Regions from separate parts of the Mus musculus genome. Here all the other regions are linked to region 1. Evidence: chromatin loops called from intact Hi-C (ENCODE). Cell type or tissue: left cerebral cortex. All regions are shown on one strand.

What was found. A loop is a pair of places that touch in the nucleus more often than their neighbours do. Peaks named below come from ENCODE experiments on the same cell type or tissue, not always from the same donor. Only the 100,000 strongest peaks of a DNase experiment are listed, where the experiment ranks them.
Region 2: it touches region 1 in a loop (7-fold over the local background); 7 of 42 quality-filtered maps call a loop at or near these places.
Region 3: a loop joins it to region 1, with 2.6 times the contacts of the local background. A loop is called at or near these places in 5 of 42 quality-filtered maps.
Region 4: a loop joins it to region 1, with 2.5 times the contacts of the local background. A loop is called at or near these places in 4 of 42 quality-filtered maps.
Region 5: it touches region 1 in a loop (5-fold over the local background); 7 of 42 quality-filtered maps call a loop at or near these places.
Region 6: it touches region 1 in a loop (2.5-fold over the local background); 7 of 42 quality-filtered maps call a loop at or near these places.

What each region holds. Positions count from the first base shown.
Region 1 is chr11:71,747,589-71,751,588 of GRCm38, reverse strand. It overlaps Wscd1 (WSC domain containing 1), which reads right to left and starts at 574. Exons shown (of 9, transcript NM_001357965.1): 1 at 360-574. In left cerebral cortex, a CTCF peak has its summit at 1,713; DNase peaks (open chromatin) are centred at 125, 667, 923 and 1,699; H3K4me3 peaks cover 1,275 bases; H3K27ac peaks cover 1,259 bases.
Region 2 is chr11:72,023,082-72,027,081 of GRCm38, reverse strand. No RefSeq gene overlaps it. Among named protein-coding and RNA genes, the nearest start is that of Aipl1, 12 kb to the left of the region's middle. In left cerebral cortex, CTCF peaks have their summits at 1,035, 2,474 (motif pointing right) and 3,280 (motif pointing right); DNase peaks (open chromatin) are centred at 331, 1,054, 2,489 and 3,338.
Region 3 is chr11:71,335,719-71,339,718 of GRCm38, reverse strand. No RefSeq gene overlaps it. Among named protein-coding and RNA genes, the nearest start is that of Gm33249, 47 kb to the left of the region's middle. In left cerebral cortex, a CTCF peak has its summit at 2,107 (motif pointing left); a DNase peak (open chromatin) is centred at 2,174.
Region 4 is chr11:71,437,729-71,441,728 of GRCm38, reverse strand. No RefSeq gene overlaps it. Among named protein-coding and RNA genes, the nearest start is that of Gm16013, 3.2 kb to the right of the region's middle. In left cerebral cortex, a CTCF peak has its summit at 1,806; DNase peaks (open chromatin) are centred at 1,183 and 1,627; H3K4me3 peaks cover 553 bases; H3K27ac peaks cover 2,374 bases.
Region 5 is chr11:72,014,702-72,018,701 of GRCm38, reverse strand. No RefSeq gene overlaps it. Among named protein-coding and RNA genes, the nearest start is that of Aipl1, 21 kb to the left of the region's middle. In left cerebral cortex, a CTCF peak has its summit at 1,994 (motif pointing left); DNase peaks (open chromatin) are centred at 718 and 1,698.
Region 6 is chr11:71,672,336-71,676,335 of GRCm38, reverse strand. No RefSeq gene overlaps it. Among named protein-coding and RNA genes, the nearest start is that of Gm33964, 24 kb to the right of the region's middle. In left cerebral cortex, CTCF peaks have their summits at 1,790 (motif pointing left) and 2,534; a DNase peak (open chromatin) is centred at 1,786.

The DNA of each region.
Region 1 (4,000 bases):
TAGGAGGGAGGCTGTGCGCACCCCAAAACCTGCCCTCAGCCCGACCGGGGAGTCAGACCGGACGTCCCCGGGATTCCGGCGGAGAAGCGGCTGGTGCAACTGCCTGTGCACATCCAGCCAAGACCAGACGTGGTGAGATGCTACCCACACATCCGCCACGGTCCTGGCGCGCCGGCCCCGGGAAGGCGCCTCGCCAGCGCGCCCTGCGCCCCAGCAGGTGCAACCCCGCGCCCCCAGCAGGTGCAACCCCGCGCGCTCCCAGTCGCATCTACACAAACTTGTTTGCCCGGGGCGGGGGTAGATCCGGCTCGCAGCCCGTGCTAGGGTCCTGGCTGGGAGACCTCGAAGACAGGACTCACCCAGCGATCACAGCCGATTGGGGCACCCGCCTTCCGGGGCGCCAAGCCCGCAGCCCGCAGTGCCCAAAGCTCAGACGCCTGTAGCAAGCGCACCCGCGCTCCCAGGCCCGCGTCGCGCAGCTCCCCGAGGCTGCGGACTTCCGCGCTGAGCAGTGGCGGAGCGGGCGGGCGCCCAGCTGAGCCGCGGGCGCGGAGTACAGCGAGTGGCGGGCGCAGAGCGGGCGAGCGGGCGCCCGGTCTGCACATGCTCACTCGCGCGGCCCGGGGACAGCGGCCGGCCTCCGCCGGGTCCTAGAGGCTTCCGCGCACCCCCCTCTTCTAGGCTCCCAGGAAGGGTCGCAGCTTGGCTTCGTGGCGGGAGGTATGTGGGTGATCTGTCCGGGCTTGCGAGACAACGCACATACCGCGGGTGACACGCACTACTCGCCACCGCCAAGACAAGACGTTGACCACTCTGTTGCACCCGCCCAGCCACAGCCTACCACTGCAGCCTAGCCGGCTCTAGCACGCACCATGGTGCTCACACCAGACGCACACAGGAATACACTGGGCATCGCCACTCGCAGCAGTACGCCGCCACACTCAGATGCAGACGTGGTGGCAGACGCACAGTGGCTGATACAAATACACACTGAATCACCAGACACCCACACTCACACACTCTGTACTCTGCTCCACTCACTCAGAAGCAAGCTAGGACACGGACAGTTGCACACACATACAGAGCCACACAAATTTGTACCACTCTAATGTAAATACCCAGGCACACACTGGATTACTGTCCCATACTGGGGGAGCTAGGCACATTCACCTAACTCTCCTTGACACACAGCCACTCAGAAACAAGCACTTGCTAGAAACACACACACAATTTGAGACAGTACCACAGAATTACAAAATGGCAAAGATACTCACACCATCTCCTTACACACCTGGGGTTCTGCCAGCAGCTTATCACTCTGCCCACATTGACACAGGGAGACAGACCTTCTTGATATAGAGTGTAAAGGGACATTGCCTCACTGGTACACACACACACACACACACACACACACACACACACACACACACCACAGAGAGGGGGGGCACATAGGTCTATATACAGCCCTCCTTTTAAATAAAGACTTACCCCACTGGGAAGCTCTGCTCCCCCTTTCGAAGCCCCCAAGTCACAGCATCTACCCTGCTCTTCCTTAAACAACAGTGGGTATAGTTCTCACCCAAGACTGACAGCCAAGATGTTCTTGGAGGCTGCTGGATGCTGGGGACAGGATGAGAGGAGGCATCAGGAGCAGGTGGCAGTGGCTCTAACGGACTTCCTGAATGGAAGTTTTTTACTTCCAACTTCCGCTAGGGGCAGAGCTGCTCAGCCACTCAGAGAAGTGGGCTTTCAACAGGTGCAGGGCAGCAGTGGGGCTTGGAAGGGGACCCGTAGAAAGCTTCTGGCGGTGCAGTCGAAAGGCACCCTGGTGGGGAAAGGGCTTGTTGAAGTTTACACAGAAGAGTCTTGGGTCTGGGGATGAAGGTTGAACTCTTTGGAGCCTTGGGAGTTTTGGGTAGGAGCAGAGGGATTTTGTGCTATCTCAGCATTCCAGGCCTGCAAAGAAAGTATCCTCTGCATAGCCTTTAATCATTGTTATCAGCTGTAACTCAATGAATCCTCTTGCAATGTTGTCTTGTGTTTGAACCCTCTTCAGGACTGACTGCATAATTTATAGGGTCCAGTGGCAAAAAACAAACAAACAAACAAATTATCCAAGATGCAAAGGTATAATTTTTTTAATTTTTTAGTACATATTTTCCTCAATTACATTTCCAATGCTATCCCAAAAGTCCCCCATACTCTCCCCCCCCCACTTCCCTACCCACCCATTCCCATTATTTTGGCCCTGGCGTTCCCCTGTACTGGGGCATATAAAGTTTGCGTGTCCAATGGGCCTCTCTTTCCAGTGATGGCTGATTAGGCCATCTTTTGATACATATGCAGCTAGAATCAAGAACTCTGGGGTACTGGTTAGTTCATAGTGTTGCACCTACAGGGTTGCAGATCTGCAAAGGTGTAATTTTAAAACAGAGTTTAGGGTTATTGGGAAACAGACTCTTGTGTCTTGCACAGGCCGTAAGTCCATGAAGTCACCCATGACCCTCTTATATCCTTTGTCCCACTTAATAGTTATGACAAACTACCTTCATTTGCATCCACTTCAAAGACAATGCTCTTGATGCACAAAAGGAGATGGTTGCCCAAGGGTTGCAGTGAGGACAGCCCTGAGAACCTCCAGATGCACTCCTCGCGATTCTGGGCACTGCTCTGCAGCTGCTGCTTCTTGGGAGGAGATGTCACCTAGAGCAGCAGCCACCTGAGATGTGGAGCTGAGTTGTCTGTGTGAAGTGTATGAAGGGTGGAGGGGATGTTAAGGGAAGAGTCCCGTGTCTGATTGCACCTGCAACGCGCAGCATGCCAAGAAGCACCTCCTGGTCTCCAGGTAGGTATGCCTGCCAACTTGACAAGAGACACTACGAAAGGAGGTACAAGGAGGAACCCATAGAGTAGTGAGTTGAGAAGGGCGTGGGAAAGGCAGTTTGGGTGTCAAAATGGGCATGAGTATTTCTGTGTTGGAATAAAGCCTTCCTCTTTAGCACTGGTTGCAGATAAAGGTTCAAGAAGCCAGCTTGGGTAGCCCTGATAGCAACACCCCTTTCAAACCATGCCAAGCCCCTCCCTGTGCCTAGATCTCCTTGCCACATAGCTAAGATCCACTGGCAGTTGGCTCCATATCATTTTCCTCCCATATGTTAAAGGCATCCTAATGCCCCATGGACTTCTATGGTGGTCCCACAACAGTGTTGACACAGATCCAGCTACTCCTGCCTGAGTAATGCGGTCACCCCTGCTTCCCCTGCAAGGCTAAGACTAAGAATTAAAATAGTCTCAGCTCGTACTACTCCTGTCTCGCTGGGTTTGCCTGTTTATTCCATCTGTCCCTGTTTGTGACTTTAATCATTAGATCCCAAGTTTATGTGTTGCCTTCTAACTCCAGCTCCTGGGGTTTTCCCCTCCCCTCCTCCATTCTCCCTCTCCCTCCCCTCCCCTTCCCACCTCTCCCCTTCCCTTTCCTCCCTTTCCTTTGGCTGGCCTCTCCTCCTTTCTCCTTTCATGTCACTGAGAGCGACGCCCATCCTGTGTTAGATTCCTGTTGAATACTGGACACCGTTGATCCAGTCCACTACAGAAGCATCTGGCATGGAAAGCTGGACAAGGAATGGCCCCCCACCCCCAATCTGGACCAATATGTGTGTACGCAAAGCAGCACCGGACACAGCATGCGATCTATTTTTGTAAGTATTCCATGCAAGGGTTTTTCCTGAGGAGCAGAAGTGCCACATGCTGTTCAGTGTTACCCAGGCCCCCAGGTTTGTAGTGTCTGCCCCTTCTCCAAGTAGCTCATTGTCCAGGAGGCCAAAGGAAGTCCAGCTAGAGCAGCCGCCCACTGTCCACTCCCCAGGCCTCACAAGATTGACTACTCCTTTCACTTTACATCTTTTCTGGCTCATTGTCCTTTCTTTAACCTTCAAAGGCCCCACAGCTAGAATTTGAGCCCCCAGATATCCAGGGGGAGTTTCTCTCATATAGAGCTATT
Region 2 (4,000 bases), 280 kb before region 1:
CTGGAGACAGCTCTCTCTCTCTCTCACACACACACACACACACACACACACAAACACACACACATCACTAGATCCTTCCCATGCAAAGCTGCTAAATCCTGGCATCATCACCATATCATGACAGTCATGAGGAGCCTGGTTAGTGTCCAGTCTTACTTTGTTGAAAGCAGACATCTAGACTCTCCCTCCCAGGGCCTTGCCTGGGTTTGTAGCTGGAGGCCCCATGTTGAACCTTGATCCACTGGTCTGTGAGTGGTGGCATCAGACTGTCTGTCTGGGAGGCCATTTGGAGCTCTCCCTCCCCCTCCCACCTCTTCCCTGAAGGCAAGCACTCAGGCTTACTTCCCATGCTCTGAGTCTGCGCAGCTCTTGGCCTAATTTCGACCGCTCTGTTCCTTCTGCTGTTCTCATTAGTGAGAGACTGTGACGAGCAAGGAATCTCACCTTCCCTCTCACCACCAATAAAAATATCATCTGAGGATCAGCCTGAGTGCTTGTGTTTCCTCAGCCATGTCAAGGCTGTCGGCTCCCACCTGCAGGGTAGAGGTGGCGCGTGCTGCGTGCGTGCGTGCGTGCGTGCGTGCGTGTGTGTGTGTGTGTGAGTGTGTGTGAGTGACTGATATGTCTCCCCCAGTGAGAACCATGGGCACCCCTTGAAAAATTCATAACCATGCTGCCTGGTGAAAGTTAGTAGTCCAGCCTGCTGCTGGGCAGGAAAGGGAGACACAGTGTCTATCTGGCTGGGGTCATGACTACAGGCCTTCTAGCCCCTTCTGGTGTAGCCAATGAGGCATCCAGACCCTAGGTAGGGAAGGCAGAGGTTTGTTTTTGTCTTTCAAGACAGGGTTTCTCTGTATAGCCTTAGCTGTCCTGGAACTCACTCTGTAGACCAGGCTGGCCTAGAACTCAGGGGCTTGTCTCTGCTCTCTTGCCTGCTGGAATTAAAGGTTGTACACCATCACCAAGAAGGTGGAGGTTTGGGTTAATTGAGTTCCACAAAGCTTACTGGTGGATGGAACCCGTTAGCTCCCTCTTTCGGCAGATGGCTGTAAATACAATTTCTGCAGCTCTGCTCAGCCTATCAGTGCTGTCCACAATGCATTCATGTTCATTAGAAGAAAAAAATGTGTGAACGTGAATGTCTTCTCACCATCCTCGGAAGGACACAGGTACCAGAATCAGATGGCCAGGAGCTTTGTTTGCTCTACCTCCATTTGTGTTCAGCTGGGTTCTGCGCTGTAGGATTCGAGATGTCCTTCACCAAGGCTTCTCATAAGCCATGCAGAGAGTCCAGGCAGGAGCTGACGTGGCCATTCCTCTTTTCTGAGCATCTATCTTGAGTCTTCCCTCCCTTCAGACTATTTTTTTTTGTCACCCAAGAAGGGAGAGTTGTTTTTGTGATTTTCAAGGGCCCTCCTCATGACAAAGGAGGTAAGCTTGAGACCCAGGGAGGACAGGGGTATAGGGCTGCTCCAAGACTGAAGGTCTGGGAACCGGGAGTGTTGCTGTGTAATCCAAGGCCTGGGAGTCAGGACAGCTGGAGTGTAAGTTCTATGCCCCAAGCCCGAGACAGGCAAGCAGGAGGGAAGGTGGACTTGCTTGTTCTAGTCAGACCTTCAGCTGACTGGCTGAGGCCCACCCACAGGAGGAAGGTAATGTGCTGTGCTCAGTTGGCTAATTTAAATGTCAGCCCATCACAAATGCCCTCATATAGATGCCAGGGATAATGTTCACCAAACATCTGGCACCTGAGGGCCCATTTAAGTTGATACAAGAATGTCACCTATCAATTCTGGAGGCTAGATGCTGACTATCAAGGCATCAGTGGGTGGAACCTCTAAGGTTTAGAGTGAGAAGCTCGATCTTGTCCCAGGCCAGTCCCCTGAGTGTTTGCACTCACTAGTGTCTTGAGTTCTAGACACACCGCTGTCTCCACACTTTCCTTTTAGAGCATTCTGAAGGCCCTCACCTGAGAGGGTGTTACTGTCACGACGACGAGGCATTTGTCTTTCATGCTGCATGGGACAAAACAGGACAGATTAGATACAGAGTAGGCTGGGCATGGGGCTGGACTATGGTCAGTCTAGGCGAGGACAGGGTTGGGGTGGGGTGGGAAACCTATATAGACCAGGATGTCTTAGGAGAAAAGCTAGGTGCTCAGACAGGATCTTGGAAACCAGTGAGGAGTCTCTGAGAAGGGAAAAGATCAAATCAGCTTTCTAGAAAGATCTTTCTGTGGCAAGTTTGAGCTTGTATTGAAGGAGAGAAGCATTGAGACTCCTGCAGTAGCTCAGGCAAGAAACAGTGCTGCCAGAGAGGAGACTGGTGAGGTGGGTGCAGCTAATGTGGCAGAGAGGCTTGGCACTGGCTGTTGCAGTTGTACACAACACCACACGCAGAATCCCAGCCTTCCCACCTTTAACCTCATTGTGTCTACTTTAGATATGTGCAGTGCTTACCGGTTCCCAGTAGGTGGCAGGCAAGGGATTGAAGAAGGCACCTCTGTCTGATTTGCATAGATCCCAGGCTGACCAGGTCAGAAGCCGGAGTCATCTCAGAAATCCCATGGATTTGATTTTGAAGGACAGGACTTGAAGACATCCAGTTCTGACTCTAGACAGTACCAGGGGTCAGAGTCAGTGACAGCCAGATGATCTTGGAACCCTGTGCCTTTCTCTCCAGCTGAACACTATTCATTAAAGCAGTTTATAAAACCAAGGGGCTAGGGCTAGGGGGTCCCTGGTTAAGGTAGAAGGATGGGAAGTGTCCTTTGGGCTGGACATCCAGACAGTTTGGAGGGATTGAGTTTCATTCTTGGTGCCCTAGACAAACGAACCTGTCAAGGTTTCCCGGGGTTCTGTCTTGTAGGCAAAGAAGAGGCTCCCCTTTCAGCTACAACACAGGCTTCCTGTTCCTCTCTCTAGTTTATATTTTATTTTTACAAACCTCGATAGTTATTTCTGTAGTTTCTGTACAGGTTTAAACTCCCACCCCATTTGGCTGATGACAGTCATTCTGACTGGGGCAAGAAGGATTCTCGAGGCTGTTTCAATGATCATTTTCCTAAAGGCTGGGGATGCCGAATGCGTTTCAGTCGTTATGGACCGTTCGAGTTTCTGTTTTTGAGAAGATGTGTTCTTTTTAGCAGCTCATTTGTTCACAGGGTGATTGTGTTTCTGGAGCTTTTCTGCTGAGCCCCCCCCGCCCCCCCCCCCCCCCCGCCAATCATGTTCCTCAAGTAGCCTGCAGGGGGCACTGTTGCATGCTGGCATTTTGGACCTCGATTCAGCTGATTTTTATCTTTTCAGTTTTTTACAATGCATCTCCCACTTTGCAGTGAGAGGTCTGACGGTAACCTATTCGGAGCCGGGGTTTATGGCAGCAGGCTTCCTGGCTTCAGACTTGAGCTGTCATTCCTAGCGGCCTGGTCTCTCACAACTTGACCTGTAGCATTGTGCTCCCAAACTCTGCATGGTGACATGTCGGTGATTTCCAAAAACTATGTATAACTGTTCCTCTTTGTTTCTCTTGGCTGTCCCCTTGCCTCCGACAAGGGGGTCACTGTTGCCAGTCTGTGTTACATTGGCTATAAATCACTGATGATAATGATCAGCCAGGGGTCCCCTCAGATACCATAACCTGTCCTCTGTCTCCACATATAGGGCCAGAATAGAATGGAGGCTAAAGAGCAAGGAATAGTCAGACAAGCCTGGGTTCCTAACCAGCTCTCAACATTTACTAGCTGCATGGCCATGTGCGCGCACACACACACACACACACACACACACACACACACACGCTCAATTTAAAATCTAGATTCCTTAGGTGAAAGAACACGGTGTGATGTTTTTCCTCTCCAAGTCTGGCTTGTTTCAATTGACAAAATGATCTCTGGCTCCATCCCTTTCCCAGAGAATGTTATGATTTAATTTTTCTTCCCAGATGGATAGAATTCCACCATGCATAGGGGCCACACTATCTTTATCCAGTCATCTGTTGA
Region 3 (4,000 bases), 410 kb after region 1:
AGGGAAGAAAGCAACCAAGAATCCTACCCAACTATAATGCCTATGAACCTTAGCAATGACCAGAATGGCATGATAACCCTAAGGATGTAGTAGTGGCACAAACACCTTAGTGGTAACCAAGAGCTCAATAACAAAGACTGGCTCAACAAAGGATTTATTCCTAGTCCTGGAAACGCCCATGCTGCCAACAGCCAGAGCTAATGGAAACCATGGATTTTGGAAGAGAATGTCCAACTGCCACTTTACAAAACCAGCATAATCCCTAACTACATTTTAAATATTTGTCCTTATAAGTATAGTCCCCACTCCTCATCAAGAAAATTCTTTGCAGCAAATGAGGACCATTATAGAAAAACCACAATAAATCAAAATACAGAGTTGTGGAACACAGTCCCAACTGATAACATCCACAACACAACATTTTCAGAAATGAAACACAATTATTTGTGTCAACCCTAGCTGAAAACAAAACAAACAAAATTTTGCAAACCAGAGGTTGTGGAGGATTTCATAGTGGTAGCTATCTAAGCTGTGAAAGCCTGGGAATGGCTCACAGATCCACTTTTATAGCATGCACAAGTCCTAAGGAGCCATGCCCAGAAACAAAGAAGAGAAACCAGAACACTAACTTTTGACAAAGGCCACAGACACATTGTTTTAAAAGCAGTTCTGCAAAAACAGTTGCTCAGCAACTATCCAGTCAACTCTTTACAGACACAATCCCTGTTACTACTTATGGTGGCCAGTACTACTGTTTTTAAATATGTGATATAAGCCTTCTCCAGCTTCCTCTAAAATTCTTCTTGCCTCACTCCTCCATGGTTTACTATGGCACATGCCTTCCTTCTGTCCCCCGATCTTTCCAGATAAATATTCTGTTTGGAACATATTTCTGGTTTTTAATTTAGACTGGCACTGCCTAAATTCACAGAGATTAAAACCATAAGACACCGTGAGTCCCAATATCTTCCTTCGCTTTACACTAAAGAGGAGCCTAGAACAAAGAGAAAGGAAGGCATGGGGAAGGTGGGTGGGAGGTTTGTTAAAAACAAACAAAACCCTTCCAATTTACATAGTTCAGTGAGTTCACTGTTTCGCCTAAGCCTGAAAATATACCAGTATCAGGAAATGAAGTGTCAAATTGTTGGGATTGTGTTGTTGTACTTCTGTTGCTAACCACACATGGAAATGGTTTCCCACATCACCCATCCTGCAAGGAGGTTGATTTGGGCTTTATGTTAGGAAGTATACAGACATGGGAAGAACTTGTTCACTCTCTGAGGGGTGGAGGCCAGAAAGACCATGTCTCCTAGAGGTGGAGGTGGCTGGAAAATCTTAGCCCTGAGGAATGATCCCACTGGTGACAGCTAGGGATTAGTCCAGCTTCAGAGATGGCCTCCAAGAGCAGGGGCAGCTGAGAACACAGGAAACTGCAGCCAGTATGAGTGACTTTCTCCTGTATCTACCGTCCTTTCTGCCTAATCCTTCAAGAGAATCCTGTTCCATCATATCTCATATTCTGGTCTCAGCTATGCTCCTGGAAACAACATTTTAGGGGTGCTCAGGTGAAGAACAGCAATGTTACAATTGGTGGCTTAGAAATGGACAACAGCTCTAGGAATCTTGGGAAAATAAAGATGGGCATAGTGTCCAACAAGACAGGCTGTCCAAGTAGCCAGTGGGAAGACTTAGAACTGACTCCAGACTCCCCACTGGACAATTTATGAACATTCTTAGAAATAACTGAGAGGAAGGGACATATGAAAAGGCTGGTGCTATAAGTTGCCAGGGTAGGGATTCAAGTCATTATAATTTGAATAGAGAAAGCAAGCATCCTTTCTTATATGTGGATTATCCATTAATTTCCGGTTGAAACAAGCAAGAAACAAGAAATCATTTTTAAAAATGTACTTCTAAAAGGCTCTTCTGAGAGAGAGAGAGAGAGAGAGAGAGAGAGAGAGAGAGAGAGAGAGAGAGAGAAAGCAGAGATTCAAGGCAACAGAAGTGGGTGACTTTCAAACTTCTGGTCTCAGAAGAGAGACAGCCAAAGGGGCTTTAGAGTATAAGAATTCAATAAACAGAAAGTACTTGAGTGTCATCTAGTGGCCGTATTTGATATCTGCTTAGAAGGATAAAAAAAATTGTAAAAGAAAGAAAACTCTCTCCAGATCTGAAAGCATCTCTGTGTTGATGTTGTGTGCACTGTCTCAGGCACAGAGATGGAGATGAGCCAGAGGAACACATGACATGACCAACAAACAGGCTAGGTCTTACATTCCAAGAGCTTCCATGATATTTTAAGGTAGAAGTCATGCAGAAAAAAATAAAATGAGGTAAAGTTCTAGAAGTGTTGTTTCATAAGAGGGATGTACCAAGCAAGCCTTTGACTACTCTTTATTTCTAAAGAGTGTCAAAGCCAGTGCATGGTCTCTGAATTGAGCATGGTCTCTTGGTGTGTTCAAGGATTAAGGTGACCAAGAGGATCAAGGCACAGGGAGGAAAGTGAGGTAGAGTGTATTGCCAAAGAGCTAGTGGAGGTGGGGTGGGGGTAGATCATGTCCCATGGCTGGTGAGCCTCTATGGTGATTTCAATAATCTGTAGACAGATGGTTTAGACTAGGGTGAGATGAACTGACTATAAGATTAAGTGAAGACTGTGTGCATCAGCAGGGAGAGTTATAGAGCTAGACCACTGATTTCTTTGAGCACAGTGAGAAGGATCATGTTCCAAGTCTATTTAAAAGACTGTGTGGTCAAACAGGGAAGTGGCTCAGCAGGTGAGAGCATTTGCAGCACATGCCTAATGACCTGAATTCAATCTCTAGAACCCACATTAAAAGCTGGGGAGTGCAGCATGCATTTTTAATACTCCCAGTACTCCTATGGTGAGACGGAAAGTGGAGACTCCAGTAAGGTAGAATGTGAGAAATAGCTATTGAATGTTGTCCTCTAACCTCCACAGGCACAGTGGCATCCATACATCCACTGACTCAACCAACCAACCAATCAGCCAACTAGCTGTCCAACCACCCAACCAACCAGCCAACTAGCCATTCAACCAGCCAACCAACCAGCCAACTAGCCATTCAACCAGCCAACCAACCATCTGACCAGCCAGCCAACCATCCAGCCAACCATCCAACCAGCCAGCCAGCCAGCCAGCCAGCCAGCCAGCCAGCCAGCCAGCCAGCCAGCCAACCAGCCAACCAATGAATTTAAAAGTTAAGAAGTATAGTGGGGTTGTGTGATAAATGCTTCCCAGACAAGCACAAGGACCTGAGTTCCATTCCTAGCACCCAAATAAAAAGCACGAGGAATCTAGAGACAGGAGGATCCTTTGAGTTCACTGGCCAGCCAACTTAGCTTAATCACTAAGTCCACTAAAGGAGTCCCACATGAAGACCCAGCTATGCAACTGTTACATATATGCAGAGGGCCTAGCTCTATCCCATGCATGATCTCTGGTTGATGGTTTGGTTTCTATGAGCCACTATGGGCTCAAATTAGTTGATTTTATAAGTTTTCTTGTTTGTCCTTGACCCTTATAGCTCCCTCAATCTTTCCTCCCTCTTTTTCACAGAATTACCCAAGCTTAATGTTTGGCTATAGGGCTCTGCATCTGTTCCCATCAGTTGCTGGGTGAAATCTCTCAGATGACAGTTAAAATCATTAATAGTGTCAGGGGTGGTATCTCTTTCATGGTACAGGTCTCAAGTTGGGCCAGTCATTTGTTGGCCTACCCCTCAAATTCTGCTTCATCTTTTACACCTGCACATTTGTAGGCAGGACAAATTGTGGATCTAAGGATTTGTGGCTGGGTTTGGTGTCCCAGTCTCTCCACTGAAAGTCTTGCCTGGTTACAAGAGATGGCATGTTCAGGCTTCAAACCCTTATTGTTAAGAGTCTTAGCTAGGGTCATCCTCATAGATTCCTGGGAGTTTCCATTATCTGAGGTTTCTAGCTCATCCTAAACAAGCCCCCCCCCAATTCCAGTTGTCTC
Region 4 (4,000 bases), 310 kb after region 1:
CAAGTATGGGATGTGTAAATAATCCCAAAGGAAGTGTCAGTAATGGGCTGCGTCTAGACAGAGGTGGGAGACAGACCAGCAAGGGGGGGGGGGGAGGACACTTGACCACTACTAAGTCTTTGGATTTTGTAGATGTTTTTGTTGTTTGTTTTGTTTTGTTTTGTTTTGTGTTTTGGGTTATTGTTGCTGCTGCTATTGTTTTGAGAAGTGAAGCCCCAACACTATATCCCTGGGCATTTCTATAGTAATTTTCTTACTTCATGTCCCATGAGGGTGGGGTTTGAAGCAGGCAAGGAAGGGATTCCATTTCATCAATGGAAATGAGAAGGAAAGTCAAGTCTCAGCAGCTCAGAAAGATAAAATCAGGTCTGCCCTACACCTCAGATCAGCAGTTCAGCACCAGCCCAAACAGTGGTGGTGATCCAGTGTCCACTAGCACCACTCCACACTGGTCCCTCTCTGGGCACTAGCACAGGCATAAAGCCACACACCCCAGGAGAAACAGGGCGCAGTAAGTCCCTAGAGATTATTTGGTTCTACCTGGACATTTTACATATTGGCAAAGAGAGTCTCCCTGTCTCCGTCTCTTCTGTTTCTGATGGGATCTTCACATCTCTGGGGGGCGGGGGGGGGGGGATAAGAGCTTAGAGCAGTGGTTTTCAACCTGTGTGTCAAGACCCTTTGGGTAGACACCAATCGACCCTTCCACAAGGGTCGCCAAAGACCATCAGAAGACACAGATTTCTACATTATGATTCATAATAGTAGCAAGATTACAGTTAAGAAGTAGCAAAATGAAAATAATCTTAGGGTTGGAGGTCACCACATGAGGAACTAGTTTAAAGGGTCACAGTGTTAGGGAGGTTGAGAACCACTGGCTTAGAGGATTGAACAGCACATATAGGACCTGGTTTTGCAGAGCAGGGGGTAGGAAGCACGACTGCCTGCTAAGTTCAGGCTGTCTCCAGAGAGCAGCCAGGAGGCTCTTCCTTGCCATGTCTGGCAGGGACTCTGCAGTCTGACTGGAGTAGCTAGCTGAGTTCTCAGAAAGCAAGAGGCATCTCGCCCTCAGGAAAAGCCAAAGGGCTCTGCGCCACCCAGGCCGTTTGGTGCTTGCTCTGCAATGGTGCATGCTAGTTGCAGATGGCAGAAAGTGAGAGTTTCCTCTAAAACGGATTTCATGCCTGAGCTGGGGTGGGGTGTCTCAAGCTCCTTCGCTACTCATCCCATATGCTTCTTCTTTCCAAAGTTCGATGCCTTCGGAAGGGCCTGAGTGGCTGCCGCGTTAAATACCTACCCCAAACCACATCATCCTAGATTGGTTTTCCAGCATCCAATGTGCCCATGGAGGCTAGCTTTTTCTCTTGCCGGAGTGCCTCTTTCCCCCTTCTCACCATTAGGCCCCGCAAAAGGCAACTAAGAACCGCGTGGGAGGGAATGAAAGCCAGCTCCAGATGCTGGTGAGCGAGCTGAAGTGAGTGGGACCCGCGGAGTCCCACTTAAGCCATTTTCAACTTTGCTTTGAAATGGGAGCGTCTGTGAGCCGCGCGCTGAAAGCTCCTGCAATGAGTAATGTCGCAGAGCGAGCACGAAGAACAAATGGATGCTAATTATTTTGTGCAAGGCGAGACACGCGGAGAATTTAAACAGGGGGTCTGACAGAGCAGATGGTGTGGAGTTGAGAAGCTCGGGGAGGCCAGGCTTCACGCTCCGTGGAAGAGACCGCCCAGAGGCAGGGATCTACTTGGTACCCCTCTGCACAATGCCCCAGCCTGCATTCCAGCTCTGGTCTCCTGCTGGCTTTGCAGCTGGCCCTAGCTGAGCTTGCCAGCTTACTCTGTGCACTGGGAAATCCTGGAGGCTGGAAAGGAGGGAACACCCAGCAGGCACACAGGGAGCCTGGTCAGGGACACCTTAGGGCTTTGGGGATAAATCTTTCAAGGAAGAGTCACCAAGGCTTAAACTAGAGGACTAACGGGTCCTGTTCTCCACTCCCTCACAAGAGCTGATCAAGGACCTGTGGTTACCTCCCTCTCCTCGAACCCTCCTGTCAACCTTACATGCCACCCCTTCATGAACAGTCTTAGTCCCTGCGACTCTGTCTTCTGAGGATCCTCATTCTCCCAGCTCTGGCCATCTCCTGTGGACCTTCCTGGTTTGATGTCACATTCTCCATACAACCTCTGTGGCCACCTCCCACCAGCACCCCAGCTCTGGACATCCAACTTCCTACATTTGTATACAGACTACCACCCTCAAGAGCATAGGGATTGAATTTCTCCAGGACAGGAGCCTACTCAATTCAATCAAAGGTCAACTGGAGTTGGGTTTTGAACTCACTTGCCAAATAGATGGCCCCCAGAGAGCAGGATGAGCCCATGACTGATCCTCAGCACACGGGCGGCAGCTAAGGGTGCTCGGTGAGAAGAAGTGGGCCATGAGGAGGTTCTGACTTCCTACTGTCTTCCATCTACTCAAGACACATAGCCCCTTGAGGATCAAAGACATAACAGGACAGAATTCCCCTAGATGAGCCCCCCAACAACCCAGACCCCATACCTGGAAATAGGTAGTCAGGCACAGGGAGAGGCAGGCACAGTTATGGACAGAGCCACGTCAGAGGCAAGTCTCCCTATGATCAGTGCTGTGTCCCTTTGTCCACATGATGGGATAAACTGGGATGCATGGCATTTGTATCAGGCTTAAGGAGTGCCTGGGGCCACTGTAGGTGCTTCACACTGGCTTCTTCCATCAATCCTTTCCACGGTCCTGTAAACCCAGGAGCTATGGCCATGAGTGTATTTTTACAAAAAGGAGTCAGGATGGGAGTGATTAAGAAACTTGGCCAAGGTCACACAGCAAATAAACTAGAAGCTGGGGTGGAAATTGTGAGTGTACCTGTGGCCATTTGACACAGAGATCAACGCTGGTGTGTTGCTCACTTGCATGCACAGGAGTGCTCACCCACAGGAACTTCCCTGGCCTCCAGGAGGATGCTCAAGGCAGGGGTCAGCTTTCCAGGGAAAGGGATAACCCAGATGTGTTTCTAAGCGATCCCCTCAGTCATCTCCATCAGCCACATCCATTAGTGTTACTGATGGAACTATTGCCCTGAGCTTTTCAAATACATAAAACATCCTGAATTTCTCCCACACTGAGATAGTTGGTATGGAGAAAGCATATGAACATTTGAGTGAAGAAGATCTGAGTTCTGGGGTCAGTCATTTCTGATTCCCTTGTTAACTGTATAGCCCTGAGCAAAAGCCTCAATCTTTCCGAGTCTATGTGTGACTACCCAGAATATGGTGAACTATCTCAGCACACACACAATGCTGAGCACTAGGAAGTAGGAAGCAGATGGATATAAAATATACTCTAAGGAGAGCAGCAGAGGGGGCTGGTTAAAATGGGGACACAATGTCAGGTATCCTCAGACTGCACTGGAGAGGCCCGAGGCAGATACCATGTGACTAGAGAAGCCCAAGCTAGAAGTGTATGGGGAAGACTTAAGTAGGGAAGGGCAGAGGGTTTTCTTCATGGGGCTTAGGGTACAGGTACTGAAACAGGGCTGTGAACCCCAGAGCTGCAGAGCACTAGGGAGCTTGAGGACCAAAGGCCATCTTACAGCATCTGTCCTGAGAGTTGCAAATGCCACCAGCAGGTAAGGAGGGGGACGTGACAATTAGAAAAAAAAAAAAGACTTCAGAAAGACCAGCATGAAAAACTGGGGAAGGTGTTTAATTCACCCCAAGGGTTCCCTTTCAGAAAGAAAACACTATTCATATTCAACATGCTCTCTCTTGCCTTCCCTCTTCCAAGATAAAGTAGAGATAAAAGCATAGCCGCTGGGTGAGAAAGGCTAGATAGACCACTCATGAGCTGAGAGCATAGAGTTCTCAGCGGTGGGACTGTAGTGCAGTTCCCAGCACCACATTGGGCACCTCACAGCTCCAGGGCATCCCTGCCCTCTTCTATCTTTTAAGGGCACCTACACTTACGT
Region 5 (4,000 bases), 270 kb before region 1:
TTTGGAGCACTCAGGGCATTTGAAATAAAAAAGAGAGAGAGAGAGAAGAACGGCCATTGTGTTGCCCAGGGGATTCTACTGTGCTCAGTCAGCACTTCTGCTTGGTAGCAAGAAACAGTGACCCTGCCTTGAGCCCATGCTCGCCAAGGCCTTGCAGCCTACCCCAGGGTCAACACAAAAGTCAGAGCCATGACACCGTTTTGCCTTAGGCAGTATAAAGTTTGTTTATTGACACTGTTCTTAGCTTTGGGAGCTGGAGAGATGGCTCAGCAGGAAGAGAAGCTGGAGAAGAAAGTAAGGGCACCTTCCCATGAAAACCAAGTTGCTCTGTGAGTAAATCTGAGTGGAGAGGAGGAAGCGTCTAATTAGAATGATAAGGACATCCCCAGCCCGCTCCCCCTTTGTGCTGTATTGTTCAGACGGATTTTATTTTTCAAATTGCTAGTTTAAAAAGACATCACTTGAAAGGTACACAAAGATCAGCCCTCAGTTTTCAATTTTGGCTCCAATCTGACTGTAAGGGAGCATCCATTGCCAGTGGTGGTCCCCCCTCCCCTTAGTCTGCTGCAGTGGCGTTAAAAATCCACTCAGGGAGGGAATACATATTCAGGTTTGTGTGAAGAAAAACCAAAATGACTAAGTGCAGTGTGAACCATTTAGAGAGAGGAGAAGCTGGGCCAGAAGGGAGGAACCTGGGTACCTGCTGTTCCTTACAGAGTGGTGAATCACAGGTCTGAGTCTCCTGCAAAAATGCCTGCCAGGCCTTCGCCGGATGGTTGAAGCCTAAGTCATAGGTGGGCTTGCTGTGTAAGTGTGAGGCCGCGCGTGAGCGCCATGAGCAGCATGTAACTCTGTAACCACAGTGTTGGGAATGGGGAGAAAGGGGGATTGCTGGGGGTTCTGGCTTCAGTTGAATTGGTAAGTTTCAAGTTCAGTGAGAGACCTGCTTCAAAAAATAAGATGAGAATTGACAGAGGAAAACACACACACACACACACACACACACACACACACACACACAGAGAGAGAGAGAGAGAGAGAGAGAGAGAGGTCTTTGTTCTTGAAAGAGTGCAGAATTGCAGAAAAATATACTACATTTATTTCTAAAATATCCTACCTGGCAATTAGCGTGTAATAAAAGAAAGGGTGCGTTTAAACTGAAGCAGCTCTATAAACAGATACTCAAACATTAATTCTAATTTAATTGCTTTACTGTGGGCACCGTGGAGATTTCAGACCACGGAACAAGCATCTTCTGTACACTCGTTTAGCTGAGCAGCATGCCAAGCACTGCCTTGGCTGAGTGACTGATGCACACACCACCCAACCGCCAACAATATACCCTCTGGCAGGCTCGAGATCCCCAGCTTCTCCTGGGGCTTGGGACAACTAACCAATGCTGTGGGCGTGGCTGCAGAGGCCAGGTAGCTAGCACACGGAGGTAAGGAATCAAAGCTGTCTCACGGGACATCATTTTAACCTCCCCCAAACCAGTTGTCAGTTTTGTTACAAAGCCTGGAGCTGCAGACTTCAAGCGCTGTCTATTCCTGTCCCTCGAGAAGAACAGACTTTTCCTCCAGACCCTCGTTCCCAGCTCCTTCACACTCCCATCCAGCTGGCACAGCGGGAGTCACCATTTTGTCTGTTGATACTTCCTGTTTGTGCCATTATGACTCATTTCTGAGCTAGAGATACAGGGCAACCCTTCTTTGCCTGTCCGTGATTGGGGCTTTCTTCTTCTGTTTCGTTTGATCTCATCATGTCTCCATAGCTTTGAACAGCGGGATAAACTGATGGGTCCCACATTGCTATCTCTAGCTCACGCTCCTCCTCCAGTCTCCAGACTGCGTGGATATCCTGTCATCTACTCAACACACCCATCTGGCCATCTACTCAGTTCCCAATCTCAGTACTATGAAAACACAACCTTGTATCCTCTGCCCACAATGGCTGATGCTCTCCTCATCCCAGTTCCCAGAGCGCCACCTGCTGGCTGTACAGAGGGTGGGGGTGCGGGGCGGGGTGGGGGGCTCTTTCTCCCCTGGCTCTCAGCTCCTCTACATACCCATTCAGCTTCTGCAAACACCACCCATTATCTGTCTATCACCACCTCTCTCTGCTGTCCCCTCAGTTCATGTCCCATTGGCTCTCCTTGCCAGATATCACAGAGTGCCCCCATAACTGGTCTCTCTCTTCACCACTACTCCCTGACAGTCCATTTCAAGACAGCAGTTGAGCAGTTCTTTTGGAATAGGAGTTCAAGTACAGAGGCTCCTCTGGGTTTTTCTGTGGCCATATGAGTCTCCACACTGACGCACAAGGCCAAAGGCATGGGGGGTGGGGAGACTTTCTGACCTTCTGGGTGCTCTCCTGTCTTAGTTAGGGTTTCTATTGCTGTGAAAAGACAGCAGGACCGCAGTAACTCTTATAAAGGAAAGCATCAAGTTGGGGGGGGGGGGCATGCTCACAGTTTCATGGTGAGGAGTACACCAGCACACAGGCAGACGTGATGCTGGAGAGGTAGTGAGGAGTCAACAAATGGAACCTCAGGCAGCAGGAAGAGAGAGACACTGGGTCTGGCTTGAGCATTTGAAACCCCAGAGCCCACCTGAGTGGCATACTTCCTCCAACAAGGCCACACCTCCTAATACCTCTTAAATGGTGCCACTCATCAATGACTACCAACGTCCACTCCCTGGCCCCTATAGGTTTGTAGATATATCATAATACAAAAATGCCCCTAGTCCAACTTCAAAAGTTCCCATAGTCTCTCACAGCTTCAACATTGTTTAAAGTCTAAAGTCCACCTCTCCCTTCTCAGAACTTCCTCAGTCACTCTGCCCTACTCCTTCCAGATACCTACAGGGCTTCCCTGTCCTGGGTTCAGGACTTTTCCAGCTGCCTTTTCAGATTGCTCTCCTTGAAGCCCAGCCTCCATCTTCCCCTTGCACTCCCATCCCCATGTCATTGTCCCCCTAACACTAACATTATCTCTGACTTATCACCCAAGTTCTTGAACGGTGGGTCATGCCGTGTGGGGTCCTGTAATCAAATGTGGGTGCGGGCTGCAAACAATTTGGCAACAATAAAAGTTTCTGAATATTCAACAGTCAAGTTTAGTTCAAAATCAAATGCTCATTGAATCTGAGGTGCTCCTGGCAGTGCTCAGCTGCCTTGCCCACGTGACTTGGCTCTGAGCACATAAGAGTTGTAGTGTTCCATGACACCAACCAACACTACTCCACCCCTGGCTCGGATCTGAGACTGTTGTAGATTCTGCACTGCAGTGTTTCAACTGTGCATATAAAGGGCTCTGTCTGCTCTTATGGAAACACAGAGTTTTGCTCACAGAACACAAAGAATGTTCGCATTTTCTGATCCTCTTCCCTTAGCATGTGCCAAAGAGGTGTGGTTTGGAATGTATAGAGTTAGAATGTTTACCTTAAAAAATAAAATCTCTCTTTGAGTGGTTGAGTTGAATTCTGTTAAAAAAGAACTTGTCGGATGAAGTTTGGCTTCATTAGGACAGAATTCCCAGCAATCTTTGAGGTGTCCTTAAATATTGGCATTTTGGGCTATGTATTTATGCCAAGTGACATTCTCAGCATTGATTGTAAAACGCTGATCAACTCTGAAAGATCTTGAAGACGCCCTGTGTCCTGCACTATCAAAAATTCAGTCAAGATTTCCTTGAGTAAAAGTAAGCCACACATCCATCATCAGTGTGCAAGCTTAAACTGTACACACCGATAGGTTGCCTCAGAATAAATGTCTTTATAATGCATCATCATTAAATGCCTCATTTGCATACCTATTTTACATGCCTATGGATCTGGCTCCTATCCAAGTTTCCTGGGTGAAAAGAGGTCATGCTTTGAAAGAATTTAAGAGCTCCGTACTGATGTGCTGCAGGTCCCGCTGGCTTCCAAACTGCCCACCTTGTTAGGAGGTACATGCAGGTAGATGTTTTGTTTCATGTACCTCTACATTCCCTAAGTGC
Region 6 (4,000 bases), 75 kb after region 1:
CGGCACTTAGAATCGCCAGTGTTAACTTACATGCTATGCAAGTAATTGCTAAATTGCATTGTTTGGGGAATGAAGAAAAGGAAACGTATATATATATATATATATATATATATATATGTTCAGTAAGGCATTTTTCTCAAATGTGTTCAAGCCATGGATGCTCACACACACCCTCACACACCCTCACACACGGGGTGACAACTGTGTATGAGACTAACAATAGATGTTGACAGCTTCTCTCCCTCTTTGGAAAGGATGCAGGAATAATTGTGGGGAGAATAGAGCTGCACAGTAGGTAAATGATGACGTTATGAGGGAAGGGCATGTGAGCTGCCTAGAAAGGTTCACTGAGCCTGAGGAATTGGGGTGGGGTTTCTGAGGACATCTGTTATACCCACCCTTGATACTGGATGGAGCCAGCATGGGCTAGATAGCATATGGCCCCAGACTTAGCCAGACTATGTATCACATGGTCCCCAGAGCCACAGTGTTTTGTCTGTTAACTCATCACTAGATCACACTTGGAAGGGAGACACCATGTTCAGCAGAAGCTGGCCCCATATCCAATCATTTCACTGAGCAAGAAACCAGCTTGTCTCTGTTCATGCCTCTTATGATTTAAGTGTGTGTGTGTTAAAGAGGGTGTGTCTATAATTGAAAAAGGCTGTAAGCTTTCAGATACTTGTTTGTGACTTGTTGGTAGATGTCACTCTGTGTTGGGGGTGATGAGGGAATCCTTGTTGACATGGTAACAAGAATCTTAGGGCTACCTCCAAATATGTCAGTTTAGGACAGGGGTTTATGCTGGGGACTTAATTCAGCACCCAGATCTAGAAAGCTCCTTGAGTCTGGGCTGGGATTAGAAAGGAAGAAAAACGCCTGTCAGAAGCAGGGAGATATCAATTTTGCCAGACCCATGAACAGAGGTGAGAGAAATCACAAGCTTCTTAGGAGGCACGGCAGCCATACTGGCTTTGTATAGGTGTCTTCGGCGGATTGACTAGCAGAAATTCGATCTTTCACGCTTCTGGAGATTAGAAGTCTTAACACAGAACATCAGCAAGTTTTCTACCTCCTGGAAGACTCTGAGGGATTATCCGTGCATGCCAGGGCTTCTTTTAGTTTCTGGTGTTGCCTGCAGTATTCAGAGTGCCTTGACTTGAAGTTATCTGATTCTGACCCCTCCTTCTATCGTTATCCTGCGCAGCTCTCAGGGAGGGATATTTCTGATGATGGCATCTCACTTTGAATACATCTACAAAACACCTTATATCCGAATAAGGTCACATTGACAGACAGTGAGCGTTAAGACTTCAGCATATATATATATATATATATGTATTTGGCAGGGAAGGGGAAGGGAGGGGAGAATGTGACTTACATCAAGCCCCTGCCACAGGCAGTTGAAGCTTATCCATGAGGCAGCTGAACAGGGAGGACAGGCACAAATCCAAGCAGGCTTCTGTCCCATGGGTGATACTCAACCCCAGATTTGTGGATTCTGGTGGACAAGACTGGTAAGGCAAAAGCAAGGAAACCCCGACCTTAATACACAAGGACGGGTAAGGGTGAGCTCTCAGGAACAAGGGGGCCAACGTAGTGATGGAATCTGCAGTGGGGGCGCTTCTGACCCAAATCCCTTCCTTGGGCTAACTGAATCTAATTCCCCACTCATATGAATCTCATTTTAAAGGTAATAAGACTCAGAGGTTTTCACTATGAGGAAAGAGCCAGGAGAGGAGAGGGGTAAGCAGGGGCTGAGATGCAGGCAAAGCTGACAGCGCCCCCTAGGGGAAAAGCATCCCCTCTGTAGTGTACCCTGGAGTGCTCAAGTCTGGCCTGTAAGGCAAACTGCAGGTTGTCCATTCATTCTAGACAACTCATCCATTTTTGTTTTGATTTTCCTCTGAGATGACTCACTGGTCTGAGCACGTTCCCCCTGCATCAGGAATGGGAGCCACGGAGAAGTCTGTGGTTCAGCACCCTCTAAAGTCATTGGTGACCGTGATGGAAGTATCTGGGGGTCAACAGTAAAAGACGGGGGCGAAAATTATTCAAGCTCTTAAAAATGGGATAATAAGGTAACTTTCCTCCTCCCGGTATGAGCTCATTTAATTGTAGAGATCTTAATAAATTCAGCCTGATTAACTCCAACCTTGTGGGGGAAGGTTATTCAGTGTTGTGGAATTAATTTCAACAGAAGCCAAAAGAAGGAAAAAGTCAGAGTGAGAAGGAAAAAAAAAACTTCCAGTGCAGAAAAAAGAGGAGGTGTGTGTCCAGGTTAGCCCTCTGGAGAGCATCTATTGATGGACAATAGTGGCAGGATGACTTCTGAAGCCAGACCATGGCCTTCTCAAACCTGCTGGAACCCCAGGCACTGCCTCCAGAGCTCTGACTTGGTTGATATATTCCACAATAAAGAGCTGTGAACCCCCCAAGGTCTGTAGAATGATCCTGAACCTCTGTCCTGCCTCAACCCACCTATCTCCAGCTCAACCACAGTGCTGCTTTGCCCCTGGCTTTAAGTCCCTGCTACTACAGTGCTCTGGAGTCCTTTATTTAGCAGTTACTTGAACTTGGGAACATTCATCTTTTGGACTTTGGTTTGTAATCCTCACTGGGAGAATGAAGTACTTGCAAGCAGCCTAAGGAATAGGAAGGCTTGGGTCTGAGTCTCTGTTTGCTGTGTGTGTGTGTGTGTGTGTGTGTGTGTGTGTGTGTGCATGTGTGTTTTGGGGGGTTGTTGTTTTGTTTGGCCTCTCCCCATGGCCTATATAGCTAACATATACCATCTGGAGTTTTCTATGTCAGACTGCTCACGTTACCTGTTGAGTCCTTAATGCTGACCTTGACCTACAGGTCATCCTGAATAATCAGAAAAAGAAGCACACAACCTAGATCCTTCCTTTTAAAAGTGGGGTTCAAGGGAATTGAGGGTTACTGGCTCATGTTCAAAGGGTAATGAATTATACCCACACTCAGGGCCAATATGGCTTCTAATACATTTGAGATTTTAAAATATGCATTAATTAAACAATCTCTACTCTTCTACCCAGGTTCAGAGCTCACTTGAAAGAAAGCATCAGAGAGAGGACTCTGACAAGGGATAGAAAAGAAGGACAGAGGACATGCTTCCTCTCCCTTCCAGGCAAAGCATTAGTGCTGAGGATAATAATAATAATAATAATAATAATAATAATAATAATAATAGGACTAAAACATAATAATAATAATAATAATAATAATAATAATAATAATAATAATAATAATGGGACTAAGCTGGCGCTGAGTTTGGGGACCCCTGACTTCACCACAGGACAGGGTTGGTTAATGGTGTCACCTTGGTGGAGGTCAAACAGGACAGTGTGTTGTCCTCCAGTCTGTGTCCAGCTGAGCATCCCTGGCTGCTTTCCTTGCTGAGCCCCACAGCCCTGACTTAGTCACTTTCTGCAGCTGATTGGCCATCAGGCCTAAAAGCCACACCTCCCCCGTGACTCAGAACTCCCTTCCCCTGCTGCTGGGTCAGGTTCCTACTCTGATTGGCATGGGGGGCTGTGCAGGAGTTGCTCAGAGTCCCTCCATTCCAGCAAGGAATCTACCTCTGAAACCTGTTCTCCCCTTTGCTTACAGATTCCAGATCCCCGTCCTGTAGTCTCAGTGCCAAGGACACCTCCTTGAGGCAGCACAACGCCAGATAAACACAACCCCAGAGATTAAACAGAAGACGGCACAGCATGGAGAGGAAGGCATGCCGGGAACTGGGCAGAATCCAAGGCTTGGAGCCCACAGGACACTTTGAGGCCTCACAGCATCCAGAAGTCTTGAATACTCCATTCCCCCTCTCCTTCTTACTCTAATGTGGCTACATAGAAAACTTTCGGAACTGGCACCCAGTGGCTACTGCACCATGCCCTTTGCAAGGGGTGGAGGTGTCAGACTGACAGAATGTAGGATCTCCTGGGAGATGGACCCCTGTCAGCCTTTGGGGGATTATCTTGAT